Regions from separate parts of the Homo sapiens genome. Here region 2 is linked to region 1. The links are chromatin loops, found by intact Hi-C in ENCODE. Cell type or tissue: ascending aorta. All regions are shown on one strand. Links, peaks and the distances in the headings refer to the core of each region. The heading gives the core; the rest is flanking DNA.

Region 1 (7,612 bases), core at 1,381-6,380:
TTCCCTTTCTTCTATTGATGCTCATTGACAATGCTATGGATAAATCACTCTCCCAAGAGTCTTGCTCTGGGAATTTATTATTTCCGTTTTTTGCTTTTTAAGTCACTGTCATTTGCTACGGTATGTGCTACTGGCATTACTAGTGACCCCGCAATGGGCTTGATGTTCTCAGCCCTGCCACAGCTAGGATGCCCTGGGCCTGCCACCTCCACGAAGGCACTCAGACTTCCGCATGGAGTAGGCAGTTCTGACCCAAACCTTCATACAGAGCCTCAAAGTACAACCATTCCCAATTGGGTTTGTTTTTATTGTTGGTGAGGAGGTAGAGTATGGTGTGGGGGCAGAAAGGGGGTTCTGTTTTGGGGAAACACAAGGCAAGGCAGAAAGCCACTCAGAGAGGCAAATAGGAGAGCAGCCTCTTCTGCAACCATCACACTTGGAGCCCACCTTCCAGCTGCGGGGACACAGTATTGTTATCTGTCGAAAAGGCAAGATGACGTCTGGGTGTCCTTGATGGAGCTCTGTGAGGCCCTGGGCCTCAAGTGGGCTCTCCACTCCCCTGCTGGGGTCGGCGTGCAAAGGGAGTGTGCCTGCTCCTTGAGTGCCTCGTCTTTCCACAGCAAAGGACGACGTGCGTGGATTTGTTCTTTGTGCTCCCAGCAAGGGTTAATCCAAGTAATGACTGAAAATGTCTTTGCCAAATACGTAAAACACAATCTCAGCCCCAAGACTAAATGGTTTCAATTCCCCTCCTGCTCGACATCCTCCCTCCTGCCTTCACGATAACTCCAGGCGGACGAGCCGGGCAGGTTAGCAAGCGCCAGGACTCCATCCTCCCACAGCCGAAGCACAGACCTCTCTGCCTTTCTCAGAATAACCTTGCTGCTATTCTTACTTCTGTTCTGTGTCACCTTACTTGAAGCTTTCTTTATTTTATTACCAGCCAGAGGGCAAAGGTTTCTTCATGGAGTGCCATCACCCACCGCTGCTCCCGGGTGACAAGGTTATTCCTTTCTGCTGGCCAGAAAGCAGCCACGACAGCCATGGCCAGCCCTGAGCCAGGGTAGAGAAGGGTGTGTGTCTGTTACCCAGGAAATTGGGGATTTCTCTCTCTCTCTCTCTCTCTGTCTCTCGGTCTCTCTCTCTGTCTCTCTAGCTCCCGCTCCTTAAGCTTTCCAGGTGTCTTACACCATATCCACTCTACATTTCCACTGCATTTCCATTTCCATTTCCATTCCATACTACGTTTCCACTGGGGCTCATTGTTAATGAAGCCAGTTCCCAATAATGCTTTTATTCAGTGGACTCAGGCACAACTGGACTCCAACCCAGCTCCCGAGTGACCAGCTGAGACCCCAAAAAAAGTCACTCAACCTCTGAGCCTCAATTTCCCCGCCCAACAAATAAGGATGATACAGGTCTTACTTCCTGGGAGGGGGGCAGTGAGACAGAGTGTGGAAAGTGTTAGTACAGGGCCTGGCACATAGTCAATGCTCAGTAACAGCTCCAGAGGTGCTGGCTGGGGTAGGACCATCCATGCTATGGACAGTGACAGCTGGGGGCAAAAAGATGCATGGCATCTAGTCGAATCTTTTCACTTTACGATGAGGAAACCAAGGCCCAGGAATTGGAAATGAGTTTCCCAAGGGTACTCAGACATGTCTAGGCACAGGTGGGATTGGAAGTCGCACCTCCTCACGCCCCATGCTCTCCCTGGGACCAGGCTGCCTAAGGCCTGTCACACTGCTTCACTTTCGACAGCTGGAGGTCTTATACAGAGGGTCTCAGCAGTGAGACTGCCCAGGTGAGGATGAAGCAGAAGGAAACCTGGTTCAACTTGGCATGTACTTTATATCCAACCGATACTTCTGATCACAATTACCAACCAAGCTTCTAAGATTGAAATATGATAGTGTTTTCACAGCTCATTATTTTTCCTGAGAAACAATGAGTGTAATAAAGACAATTAAAATCAAGTCGATGGCTCAAGAAAAGCCATCAACTTTGGGAGGCCGAGGTGAGCAGATGGCTCAAGTTCAGGAGTTTGAGACCATCCTGGGCAACATGGTGAAACCCTATCTCTACAAAAAAATACAAAAATTAGCTGGCCATGGTGGTGCATGCCTGTAGTCCCAGCTACTCAGGAGGCTGGGGTGGGAGGATAATCTGAGGCCAGGAAGTTGAAGCTGCAGCAAGCCTTGATTGCACCACTGCACTCCAGTCTGGGCAACAGAGCAAGACCCTGTTTCAAAAAATAAAAAATGAAAAAAAAAAAAAGGCCATCAGGTCAAACCCATGGGCTGTTCAGACTAGGATGTATCACTCACAGTCCTGGACATGAGGTGTTTGGAGAGGGCTTTCCTCTCAGAACCAAAAGATCAGTGGTTCTGACCACTAACCTTTAAGTGAGTGGTCCCTAAAATGCCCATGTTTCCTCCATAGCTCATTAGGGCTCAGTCTTAGTGTCAGCAACTATCCTTCTCATCAATTTTCAAACTATTTGGATTTTCAAGCAAGACCTTCTCTCAAAACCGTAAATTCCAAGGCCAGGCGTGGTGGCTCACATCCATAATCCCAGCACTTTGGGAGGCCAGGGTGGGTGGGCCACTTGAGGTCAGGAGTTCGAGACCAGCCTGGCCAACATGGTGAAACCCTGTCTCTACTAAAAATAAAAAAATTAGGGGGCATAGTGGCATGCACCTGTAATCCCAGCTACTCAGGAAGCTGAGGCAGGAGAATCACTTGAGCCCAGGAGGCAGAGGCTGCAGTGAGCCAAGACTGCGCCACTGCACTCCAGCCTGGGCAACAGAGCAAGACTCTGATTCAAAAACCAAAACCAAACAACAACAACAACAAAAAAAAAAAACAGTAAATTCCAAATGTTGACCAAGTTTTCTGTCCTAGACTTCTGTGTTGAGCGTTTTAAGGACTGTCTGGGGTCTGCGTCCACAGCGTGGTGTTTGTGCGTACCCCTCACCGCAGCACCACTGCCACCCTGAATCCTGCCATTGCTTGATCTCCCATCAAGCCTTTCTCAGCCTTACCCACTGAATTTGGACAACAACCCTGAGAGGCAGGTCCTGTCAGTCCCCTCACCTTACTTAGGAAGCATATCAGGTTCTGAGAGGGCAGAGCCTCACCCAGCAAGGAGAAGCCAGGATCTGAACCCAGGACTCTGTGATGAACAAACTTGTGCTGTGGTCTCATCAAAATACCTGTTTGTCTTTGTCCATGGTTTCTGGCACAGAGCTTCCCAAACCCTTCGCATTTCCTGAGTGATTCCACTGTGCTTTGTTATTCAGAAACAGCCCCTTATACAACTCCTACCTGAGTTTGCACAAAGGAGGTGGCCCTCGCATAGTTTCAGGGGAGAGGCTGGCCACGTCAGAAAGGCCAAGCACGTGATTAGAGAGTTGGAGGTTTCAGCCCCACGCCCTGATCTCCAGGGAGCAGAGGGAGCTGAAAATTTGAGTTCAGTCACATGCCAATGATTTCATCACACATGCCTACTTAGTGAAACCCTGGACAAATACTGCAACAGTGAGGCTTGGGGACTTCCTGGCTGGTGAACATAATTGACTCTCTGGGAGGGTGCAGCACCCTGACTCCAGCGGGACAGAAGCTCCTGCACCTGCCGCTGTCCCCGCCCCCACCCCTGCCCCAGACCTTGCTGCCCTACATCTCTCCATCTGGCTGCTCATTTGTATCCATTATAATAAAACTGTAGTTGTAACCTGTAGCACATTCCTGAGCTCTGTGAGTCATTCTAGCAAACCATCCAACCAGAAGGGAGGTCATGGGAACTCTCAAATTTGTAGCCAAGTTGGACAGAAGTATGAGTAGCCTGGAGACCCAGGACTTACAGCTGGTGCCTGAAGTGAGGACAGTCTTGCCAAGCCCCTTCACCTGTGGGGTCTGCGCCAACTCTGGGTAGTTAACATCAGAATTGAACTGAGGTGTGGGACACCCAGTTGGTGCCAGAGAATCCGTGCTGGACGGACAGGCCCTTCACCCCTCCCAGGCCCTGGAAGGAGCCTCGCCTTTCCTCCTCACCAGCTTCTCCCTGATCACATGCCTGTCTTTTGATGCAATCAATAACAATAACCGCACACTTTCTCCAGCTCAGAGGCTTCCTGATTGTGTTCCACATGGTACCAGATTGTTAATAGAGCATCAAGAGGGGTTGAGACCTCGTAATTTTAATACTGAGGGGCAGATAATCTAGCCTGCAGTGGGTTGAAAATACACGATGAGAAACTCAAAATGCAGTTCTCTCTCCTTCCCTTAAATAAGGTGTTCACATGGCCAGCATAAGGCATAATGCTCAGATGGAAATATTTTGAAACACAATTCTGAAAGGCCCATCATCAGTAACGTGTGGGGCAGAACACATGGGAATCCCCACTGAGCAGTGTGTGCCCGACAATCAGTGCTAGCATAATCGTTTCACAAAGGTTTAATAGACTACCTTATAAGGTAGCATACTTAGGCAATTGATTTGGGACTCAAAGGGCCTACTCTTTTTATGTATGTATTTATTTATTTATTTTTCTAGAGAGTCTTGCTCTGTCACCCAGGCTGGACTGCAGTGGCACAATCATGCCTCACTGCAGCCTCAAACTCTTGGGCTCAAGCAATCCTCCCACCTCAGCCTCCCAAAGCACTGGGATTACAGTCATGAGCCACCACACCAGGCCCATTTTGAAAGCTAAGTTTGCCCTAGATGATTCCCTCCTATGCTCACTGATGTTACCCACACATTGCTGATATGGTCGACAGGCCCTTTAAATAAAGTTTCCCTTTCTTTCGTTAAAACAGAGACCAATAATGGGGGATTTTACGTTCTTTCCACAAATTCACTGGGAAAACACACAGTTTTATTTAAGACCATTTTTCCTTTTGAAACCCAGCATGTGATTCTCTAGCTTATTCTCCTAACTCAACACATAAAATTCCCCATGTCCCTAATGTTCCCTCGACCTCCTCAACGAAAGTGAACTGAAGGCTCCTCCAACAATAATACTACATTACACATTTACATTTCCAAATTACTTTCACACACATTACCCTGTCTCATTCTTTTTCCAGAGCAGAAAAGCTATTGCCATCTTCCTTTTTAAATATGAGAAGACCAAAGCCTCAAAACTAATGGCAAGCATGTATTCAACATTTCTCCTGCATGGGCCCAAGTCAGTTCCATATATTTCCCCATTTGATCCTTTCAGCACCCTATGAGACCAGTGCTATTAGTGGCCCAGTTTACAGAGGAGGAAACTGGACTCAAAGAAGCCAAAGAGATTACTTAGGGCCATATAGGGAGTGAGTGGCAGAGCCAGGCTTCTTACTCCTGAGTATACAAGGCCACCTCTGTGGGCTCCCGGCCTGGGGCTTCTTACCACTGGGTGCCTGTCTAGGGTGTAAGCTTCCAGGCCTTGTTCCCCCGGGATAATCCAATAGATCTGGACCCAATGGCATGAGGGCACATGTGCCCTGTCTCTTTCAGCTTCTTCCTCCCCCAGCCCCTTCCTACTAATATTCTCCCTTATGAAGTTGATGGAGTCAACGTCAGTGGACAGAAAACTCGCACATCTACTCACTCCTCAGACCCCCGGCACCTCCTGCATCTCAAATCTCTCTCCTGCTTTCATGCCCACTCCCTTCTCCTGGGTCTCCCGCCACAAGGATGATTCCTTCCCAGCCTCCTTCCCTGGCACCTCCTGTGCCCTGAGGTGCAGTCGTTCTCCAACCCTCAACACTCAGTGCCACACCCCTGCCATCCCTTCAACCACTCCCTCCATGCGGAGGCTGCACGTTTCCAGACGGTGGAGCTAAGGCCTTCAATTTGTCATATGTTTGGCCTAATTACTGGATGCATAGTATGGGTGAAATAAACATTCGTTTAATTGAATCATAAACCTATAAATAGAAGTAGCTAATGGTTTAAATGAGTAAGGCATGGAAACCACTAATGATAGAAGAGTTAGACAGATGAACTTGCTTCTACTCACTTAATTCTCACCAAAATGCTACAGTAGATGACATTCTTGTTCTCATTTTGCACTTGAGAGAGGAGAGTTTTAGAGAGGTCAGGTGGTTTTCCCAAAATGACATAACTAGTAAATAGCACAGCCATGACTCCAATCGCAGCCCTCACTCCAGGCCCTTGCCTGGTCTGCAGCAGTAGCTGACTAAGTGGCCTTAGCCATTGTCCCCACCCCGCCAGTCTCCTGGGGCTCTTCTATAAAATAAGGGAATTAAGGTGGTGATCTCTAAGGCCCATCTCAACTCAGAAACCCTGCAGTCCTCTCTAGAGTTCTGTTAGTGACATGCATTCTGCCAAAAAAAAAAAAAAGAAAAAAAAATCACAGGGCCGGAGACTCAGATTTTGTCAGTAGATGTGATTCACACTGTACTTCCTGCCAATGCATGCAACCTCTGTGCAAAGCCCTGGACAGAGATGATTTTCACTGTAATTTGGGAAGGGTGCCTGAAGAAGGGATGAAGAGGGAGAGAAAAACATCTCTTTTCAAAGATAATAATGCCTAAGCCTCGCTTTATTTCATTTGTGAAAATCATTATGTATTTTTGGCCTGAGAGCAACATCTGAGGCTTAAACCGGGACCAGCTTTGAATTGCAGACACAAGCTGCTGGATGGGACTTGTGGTGTGCACCCATCCCCCAACTCCAGGCTGTGCTGAGACCCCAAGCCACCGGCCCTCCTGCCCTCTGGTTTCCTTTCTTGGGCTCCTCTTGCCCCAGGAAACCCCTTCTTGCCCTGTCCAGAGCTTTTTTCTTTCCTCACATCCCAGTCAGACTGTGGGTGCCAGGAGCCCCCAGCAGGACCCAGTCCCTCTCCCCACCAGTGCCTGGCTCTCCTTCCTCCCAGCTCTGGCACCTAGAGAGCCCATGTCCCTCATACAGCTACCTCCTGCAACTCCAAGACGTGCCAGGTCCCAGAGGACCCTTGGGAAGCAAAGGGTGGACTCTGTTTTGCATTTTTGCATTTTTCTCCTGCAGAACAGCACCCAGGCAGTTAGACCATTGCTCACAGCCTGACACCCAGCTTCTGAGTCAACCCAGAACCTGCCAGAGAAGGTGAAACCGAGAGGCTAAACCAGGAACCTCTGTGAATCTCAGCCAGGAACGGAGCAAACCACAGACTCTCCCAGAACCAGCAGCGAGGGCAGGGCAGCAACCTTGGAGGCCGACTCGGCTATGCTTTGACTCTACATTCATCCCCAAGGAAGCAAGGCTTCTGTAGGCAGCACTAAGGACAAGGATGCCCAGGGCCCTTCACAAATCCTACACATCAGTGGGACAGGCAGGAATTGGCTTCTTACGAACACCAATAGGGTTGAGCATGGTCTGGAAAACAGACGGGGTGAAGGGCTCCAACCCCACCACTTCTGCTGCTCTGTGATCCTGGAGTCTCATCTGTGACATCTGTCAAATTATTTGTTCAAAGGGTCGTTATGAGGACTCAATGAGATAATGTATCTGCAGCTCAAGATAGCTGTTATCAACTCCCTTACAACTGTTCAGAGGCTCTTTGCTTGGATTTTAGTTCCACAAACGTGCATGTTTACAGAGTGACAGACAGCACCCCTGTGA
Region 2 (6,246 bases), core at 1,247-6,246, 540 kb before region 1:
TCCGGGAGGACCTCCCGACGGCGCGGGAGAAGGCTGTAAGGGCTCTTGGCCCCCGACGCGGCCTGGGTCTCGGGGGACGCATGAACCCGCCACCTCTGGCCGGCTTCCTTTTAGTGCCCCAAATAGCAGCGCTTAGCCCGTTGCTTCCCCCGACTCTTGTTTTTCAAAGTGTTCACAGGGTCGCGAGAGCGAGCGACGCGGGGGCGGCGAGGCTGCAAGGCTGCACAGGAACAGACGACAAGAAATAGGGCTTTCTTCTGCGTGGTTCTTTTCCGGTCCCTGTCTGAGTCGCCCGACCCCGCGGGGAGCGCGGAGCATTGCGGCGTGCGGCGGGCTTCGGGCTCTCAGCCCGCGCAGCAAGTTGTGTTGCTTTTCCCCGGGTGCGACGCGGGACGGCCGCGAAGAGCAAAGTTCGTCCGCGGTAGGAACTTCGAGGCCCGGTTAGGACCGATCTCCGGCCTCCGAGTCTACTTAGCCGTGTCCACGCTCGTGCCTTTTCCCTCTTGCAGCGAAATAACTGGGCGGGGCCCGACGCGCGTCCTCCAGCGACTCCGGGAACCCAAGGCCTCCTTCACCTCGCTCAAAATTCACCCGAAAATGCGCTGAGACTTTGGCATGGGGCTGCGCTGTGTCCCACTGACGTTACAGAAGCGCTTATGAATTTAAAAACTGCTCCAGGCGGCCGGACGGCGGGACAACGCCTCCTCACTTGCTCCTCTACGGCAAGGCCCCTTCCTTCTCCCTGCCGGCTGCGGTGGTGTGTAGGGTGGTCCCTTTACAGAGTTTCCTTAATCCATCTAGCCTGACCTCACCTGCGGGATGTTCCATTTCCCGATCCACCTCCCACACCCCCGCTGCAGTTGTCTAGAAGCTGGGGCTGGGGAACTGAGGCGCGGGAGGAGCAGACAGGAGGGCCGGGGTTGGGGCGCCAGCCACGCGTTGGGAGAGCAGACCCGGGTGCAGACTCAGAGGACTGGAGAGGCGGCATGGAGTTTGGTCTCCTGGGAGGTAGAGTGAGGTGCTGCGGACTCCAGGGAGGAAAGGGATGGGTGGGGAGGCGGGAGGGGAGGAGGGACGGGGTATTTTGCGCTCCCGCACCGCGGCCCGAACTCAGCTGTTCTGCCTTCACTGGCCTCAGCCAGTCGAGGGAGCTCCTACGAGGTTATCTGCGAGCCCAGCAAATCTTGGGGGTCCTAGCCAAATGCAGTGCGCAACGTTCTCTCTCACTTGGAGGCCGCCATTCACCTCGTTTTTTTTTTTCCTAAAAGGATTTTTTTTTCTGAGTGCTTTTTTCATTTCCCTATTTTACCTGCTTTGCACATGCCTCCCGCCCTCACCCGGGAGGCGGCGAAGACGCCCACTGGGACCGCGCCTGGCCGTTTTCTGGGCGCGTCCTGCCCCCACGGCCTCTGTCTCTTAGGGCGACTGGGCGCGGAAGAAAAGCTGGAGAGCCCCTGCGGGGTGGCAGGAGGAGGGTGCCTGAGTCCCGCGAGAGGCCCGGGCGAGGAAGATGCGCAGCCTGCTGATCCGCGTCCCGCCCGGCGCCAGGGACCCTCAGAGGGAGGAGAGCTCAAAGACCTCGCCCCGCGCCTTCGCGAGGACCAACCCAGTCCCCGCGCCTGCCCCAGAGCGGCTTAGAAACTCAGGGCACAGTGAGAGCGCAGGGCGCCTCCCGAGGCTTCACACCGCCGGCCGGGCCAGCGGAGGCTGTGACCGGAGCGCCCCCTCTGTGCCGCGCACGCCGCGGCCGCCGCCGGGTTGGGGTAGGTGAGCGGGAGGCTAGGGTACACTTCGGGGTGGGGGATGGGCGCGCACATGGCCGCCAGCAGGCAGAGTTACTCCGGTAAACACGCCAGGGACGGCGGCGCGCGCGGGAGGCAACCCAGCGGGGCAACCCCCGCCTTTACCTGTCCGAGCCTGCACGCGCCGGCGGCCGCGGCGCCGAGGGGGGCGGAGCTTGCCAGCCCGCGCGCCGGGGCGGGACCTAGCGGGGGCGGGGTCCGCAGTGATTGGGCGTAGGAGCGGGGCCGCCAGCCAGAGCTGGGCTGCAGGGCCGCGCAGGTTTCACTTCGCTCCGCGCAGCCGCCTGGTCTGCAGTTTGTTGGAGCTCTGCGTCCAGCGCCGCTGCCGCTGCCGCCGCCGCCGCCGCCGCCGCCGCCGCCGCCGCCGCCGCCACTACCACCACTTGATTCTTGCAGCCACCCTGCGAACCCTGCCACACTGCGATCGCATCATCGCGGTATTCGGTTCGCTGCGTTCCCGCCGCCACCGCCTCGGCGCCCTTTCTTGGCCCTTGTTCCCCCAAATGTCTGACTCTGACTCTCGGACTGAGAAACGCAAGGTAAATACCTCCAAATCCCGGGGCGCGGGCCTGGCACCGAAGGAAGACTAGCGCTGGAGCCCGAACGGCACCACCTACTGCCCGCTTCCCGTGCACGTGCGAGCGGAGACGCTTGCATCGGCGCCGCTTGTCGCCGGCGGGAGGTGGGGATCCGTGTGGATCGGGTTCCCTCTCGGGCAGGTTCTCTTTAAAGAAAAGTCGTTCACGCGGAACCTGCAGGCTCTTGGCCGAAGTGCGGCTTGGGACGGGATGCTGCGCGCGGGCCTGGTGAAGGGTCGTAGGTCCGGGCAGGAGGAGAGGCAGCGCGTGCCTTTCGGCGCCGGCCCGGGAGCTGAGGACCTGCTCGTAGTATCGGGCTGTGCGCCCAGCTGGAAAGTCTCGCCGCCGGCTCCGGCGCCCTCAGAGTAGCGGCCGCGCAGTGTGAGGGTGTTTCGTGTCTTGGTTTTTTGGGGCGCGTGGGCCTGTTGCGGAGGATTTGCGGAACTGCGGTGGTGATTTAACTGACGAGACACGGCTTTTCCTTTTACTCATTCAGGCCAAGGTTTCGGGGCCACTGCTGCGTTCGCTTTCTCAAGCGTACCTGGGGCCCCTGCTTGCTCTGCAGGAGTCCTGCGGCCTGTGCCATCCGCACGATTCCCTGGCAGCGAGAAATCTAGGTCCTCCCCTGACCACCTGGACCGCGCAGGGGACTAGTCGCGGCCGGCAGAACCTGCTCGGTCCCTGGGCCGGGCTATCTTAGCGGCTCACGCATGCCCGAGCACACCCGACCCGGTTCGCGGTGCAGGCTGGCGGCGCCGTGCCCTCTGGGACCTGTTGCCCCAGGGTTGGCGCTGCTGGTGGAGGGCCCGACGGACGCCAGGGCGGAGGGTGTGAATTTACTCGATGGTCGCGGACGTGCGCGTCCGCGGCCAGGGGTGGCTCTTCGGCTTTGACTCGTGTCTGCGGCGCACCAGGAGAGAGAGGAAGTTGTTGGAGGAGAATAGTTGCCACAGCCAGGGCGGTGACGGCCGTTAGGGTCTGCCCCCGACGGGCCAAAACAAGGACAAGTGGCGAGGACTGGGCCTGGGGATGGCCCTGCGGGTCCGGGCGCGGCGCAAGTCCTGCTTTGTCTCCAGGTGACTGGCTGTCCAGGACGGCGGGAGCTGCTAAGGCTTGTGTCCGGAAGGAGCACAGGGATGGGCAGGGTGGCCGGGCCAGCCGGCCCTCAAATCCTCCGACGAAGCGGCAGCCGCCACGACCACGGCCAGAGCAGCGCTCGGAGGCGAGTTTGTCAACAATCGCCTCGCCTTTGGCGGCCTGACCCGTAGGCGCCGCCCCCACCGCGGCTGCCGATTGGCTGCGGCGCGGAGCGACCGCGCGCGGACCAATTGGGAACGCGGGCACCCGGCGCCAGCGGCGCGGGGAGGTCGGCGGTGCCGGCGGCGGCGGGCGCAGAGCGCGAGGGGAGGAGCGGGAGGAGGCGGAGGATGTTCCCGGCGGCTGCGGCCGGGGCAGCGCGGGCCAGAGGCGCGGCGTGCGGAGCCCTCGGCTGCCCGGCGGAGCGCGGCGGCGGGCTGGCGGGAAGGCGCGGGCTTTGCGCTGCGCCGGGGACTCTGAACCCGAGTCCCGGGCTTTGTCTCCTGCGCTGCTTTCGTGGTGACGGTCAGGGGGCGCCCGGTCGGCGAAGGGCGCGGGCCGGACGCCGCGGGGCTTGGTCCCTGGCCCGGACGCTGCGCTCTGAAGGGAAGGCGCGGACGTGAGTTTCGGTGTGATTGCCTTCTGAGGGGAGGGTCTGTGGGATGAAGGCGGCGCGGCGCGCACCGGTGTCGCCTAGCCTGCGGACCTAGTTGTAGACCTTGCAGGCGTTCGCTTCGTCGCCCTCCGCCGCCCCCTCCCCATTTAGAGATGTGCACCTCACGGTGTGCACCTCAGAGAAGTTCTGTCTGATTCGGTGCGGCGTGCGGTACGGGAGCGGGAGGGAGGGAGCACGGGCGGAGAGAGCGCCAGAGCCGGGCCGAGCCGCGCTGGAGTTACAAACTCTATTGTGACGCACTTACTACGACTGACGGCCGCTGCCAGACCTTCCCCAGACTTGCTGCCCTCAGCATTTTCGGCAAACAATGGGGCCGGAGCAGGGAACGCGGCCAGCCGCCTGCAATCGCTGCATCTGCGCCCGCTCCTGTGCTCCGGCGTCCTACCTAACCCCGGGAAGTCAGAGCCGCTGGGAGTTTCTGACTTACTCGAAGAAGTCTGTCCTGGGCAAAGAGCACACACGAATAGACTTCAGATTAGCTGCTTCTCTGGAAACGCATGTGTGTGTGCACCAGTTCCGCAAGCTGTTGACATTGTTACTGTATTTTGTTTGGGGGTACCCTCTACCAAAAAAAAATTACACCTTTATTATTTTAGGTGCAATTTTTTTATTTGGGAGATTGTCAGAAAAGTATAGAACAAAGTATTTGGGATTAACCCTAAGAATTTTTAATCGCTAGGTGAGAGCTAATTTGTTTATTCATCGATTTTTTTTTTTGCTTAAAATAATCTTAGTTTTTATTTTACTTGCAGAAAAAAAGACCAAATGGCAAAGCAACCTTCTGATGTAAGTTCTGAGTGTGACCGAGAAGGTAGACAATTGCAGCCTGCGGAGAGGCCTCCCCAGCTCAGACCTGGGGCCCCTACCTCCCTACAGACAGAGCCACAAGGTAATCCTGAAGGCAATCACGGAGGTGAAGGGGACAGCTGCCCCCACGGCAGCCCTCAGGGCCCGCTGGCCCCACCTGCCAGCCCTGGCCCTTTTGCTACCAGATCCCCGCTTTTCATCTTTATGAGAAGATCCTCCCTGCTGTCTCGATCCTCCAGTGGGTATTTCTCTTTTGACACAGACAGGAGCCCAGCACCCATGAGTTGTGACAAATCAACACAAACCCCAAGTCCTCCTTGCCAGGCCTTCAACCACTATCTCAGTGCAATGGGTAAGCAATGCCTGGGTAAGAGGCAGTTGACGTGTGGATGGTTGAATCTGCTTGAAGGCTGTGTGTGGCATTTAAAATCCCCTTTTAAAACCCCGTAACTGATTTATTCCATCTTTAGATGGGAATGGAGGATGTGTCAAACTATCAAACCAACTTTTTTTTTTTTTTTTGAGATGAGTCTTGCTCTGTCGCCCAGGCTGGAGTGCAGTGGTGCAATCTCAGCTCACCGCAAGCTCCACCTCCCGGGTTCAAGCAATTCTCCTACCTCAGCCTCCAGAGTAGCTGGGACTACAGGCGCGTGCCACCACGCCCAGCTAATTTTTTCTATTTTTGGTAGAGATGGGGTTTCACCGTGTTAGCCAGGATGGTCTCAATCTCCTGACCTTGTAATCTGCCTGTCTCAGCCTCCCAAAGTGCTGGGATTACAGGCGTGAGCCACCGCGCATGGCCCACATCAACATTTTTACAAAGTTACTAACTTTTGTGGCAGTGATGAGTTGAGGTCCAAACATTAGCTTTCAGGTCTGTCTTCATTAAGCTAAAGTGTGTTTTAACCACCAGGCTTTACATAGTAATGACATTTTGCTTGAAAGGGAACTGATCATTTACAGAAAATAGCTTAATAATCAAAAGTGTAAAGAAAGATGACAATCATTTTTGAAAATAACACTTTTAAAAAAATGAACTAGTTCATGAAAGCAGTACCAACATAGAACCATGAAAATGGTTTGTTTTCTGCCTAAATTCCTCTTTGTGCTTATTGCTCAGAGGGTTTGGACATAGTACTAATCAGATTAGGTTGTAGGTTTTTATTTCAGGGATTAAAGGCAGTAGTAGGGTTTGAACCAAGAGTGGCTAACATAAATACCACAGAGGCCCACAGCAAAATCATGGAAGGAACTGACCTGGTGGAGACTGGTAAATTGGAGAGTATTTGCCCCTTCTATGTTTGGG

Evidence for each region. Peaks named below come from ENCODE experiments on the same cell type or tissue, not always from the same donor. Only the 100,000 strongest peaks of a DNase experiment are listed, where the experiment ranks them.
Region 2: it touches region 1 in a loop (7-fold over the local background); 36 of 110 quality-filtered maps call a loop at or near these places.

Annotation. Positions count from the first base shown.
Region 1 is chr2:111,656,150-111,663,761 of GRCh38, forward strand. No RefSeq gene overlaps it. Among named protein-coding and RNA genes, the nearest start is that of MIR4771-2, 110 kb to the right of the region's middle. In ascending aorta, for the core only: no CTCF peak of the experiment used is centred there; DNase peaks (open chromatin) are centred at 3,382 and 3,842; H3K27ac peaks cover 1,878 bases.
Region 2 is chr2:111,118,848-111,125,093 of GRCh38, forward strand. It overlaps BCL2L11 (BCL2 like 11), which reads left to right and starts at 2,067. Exons shown (of 4, transcript NM_138621.5): 1 at 2,067-2,341; 2 at 4,886-5,292. The coding sequence starts at 4,899. RefSeq lists enhancers at 1,272-1,351, 2,502-2,621 and silencers at 1,632-2,171, 2,505-2,799, 3,592-4,151. In ascending aorta, for the core only: a CTCF peak has its summit at 1,742; DNase peaks (open chromatin) are centred at 1,914, 2,594, 3,674, 4,414 and 2 weaker places; H3K4me3 peaks cover 3,566 bases; H3K27ac peaks cover 2,554 bases.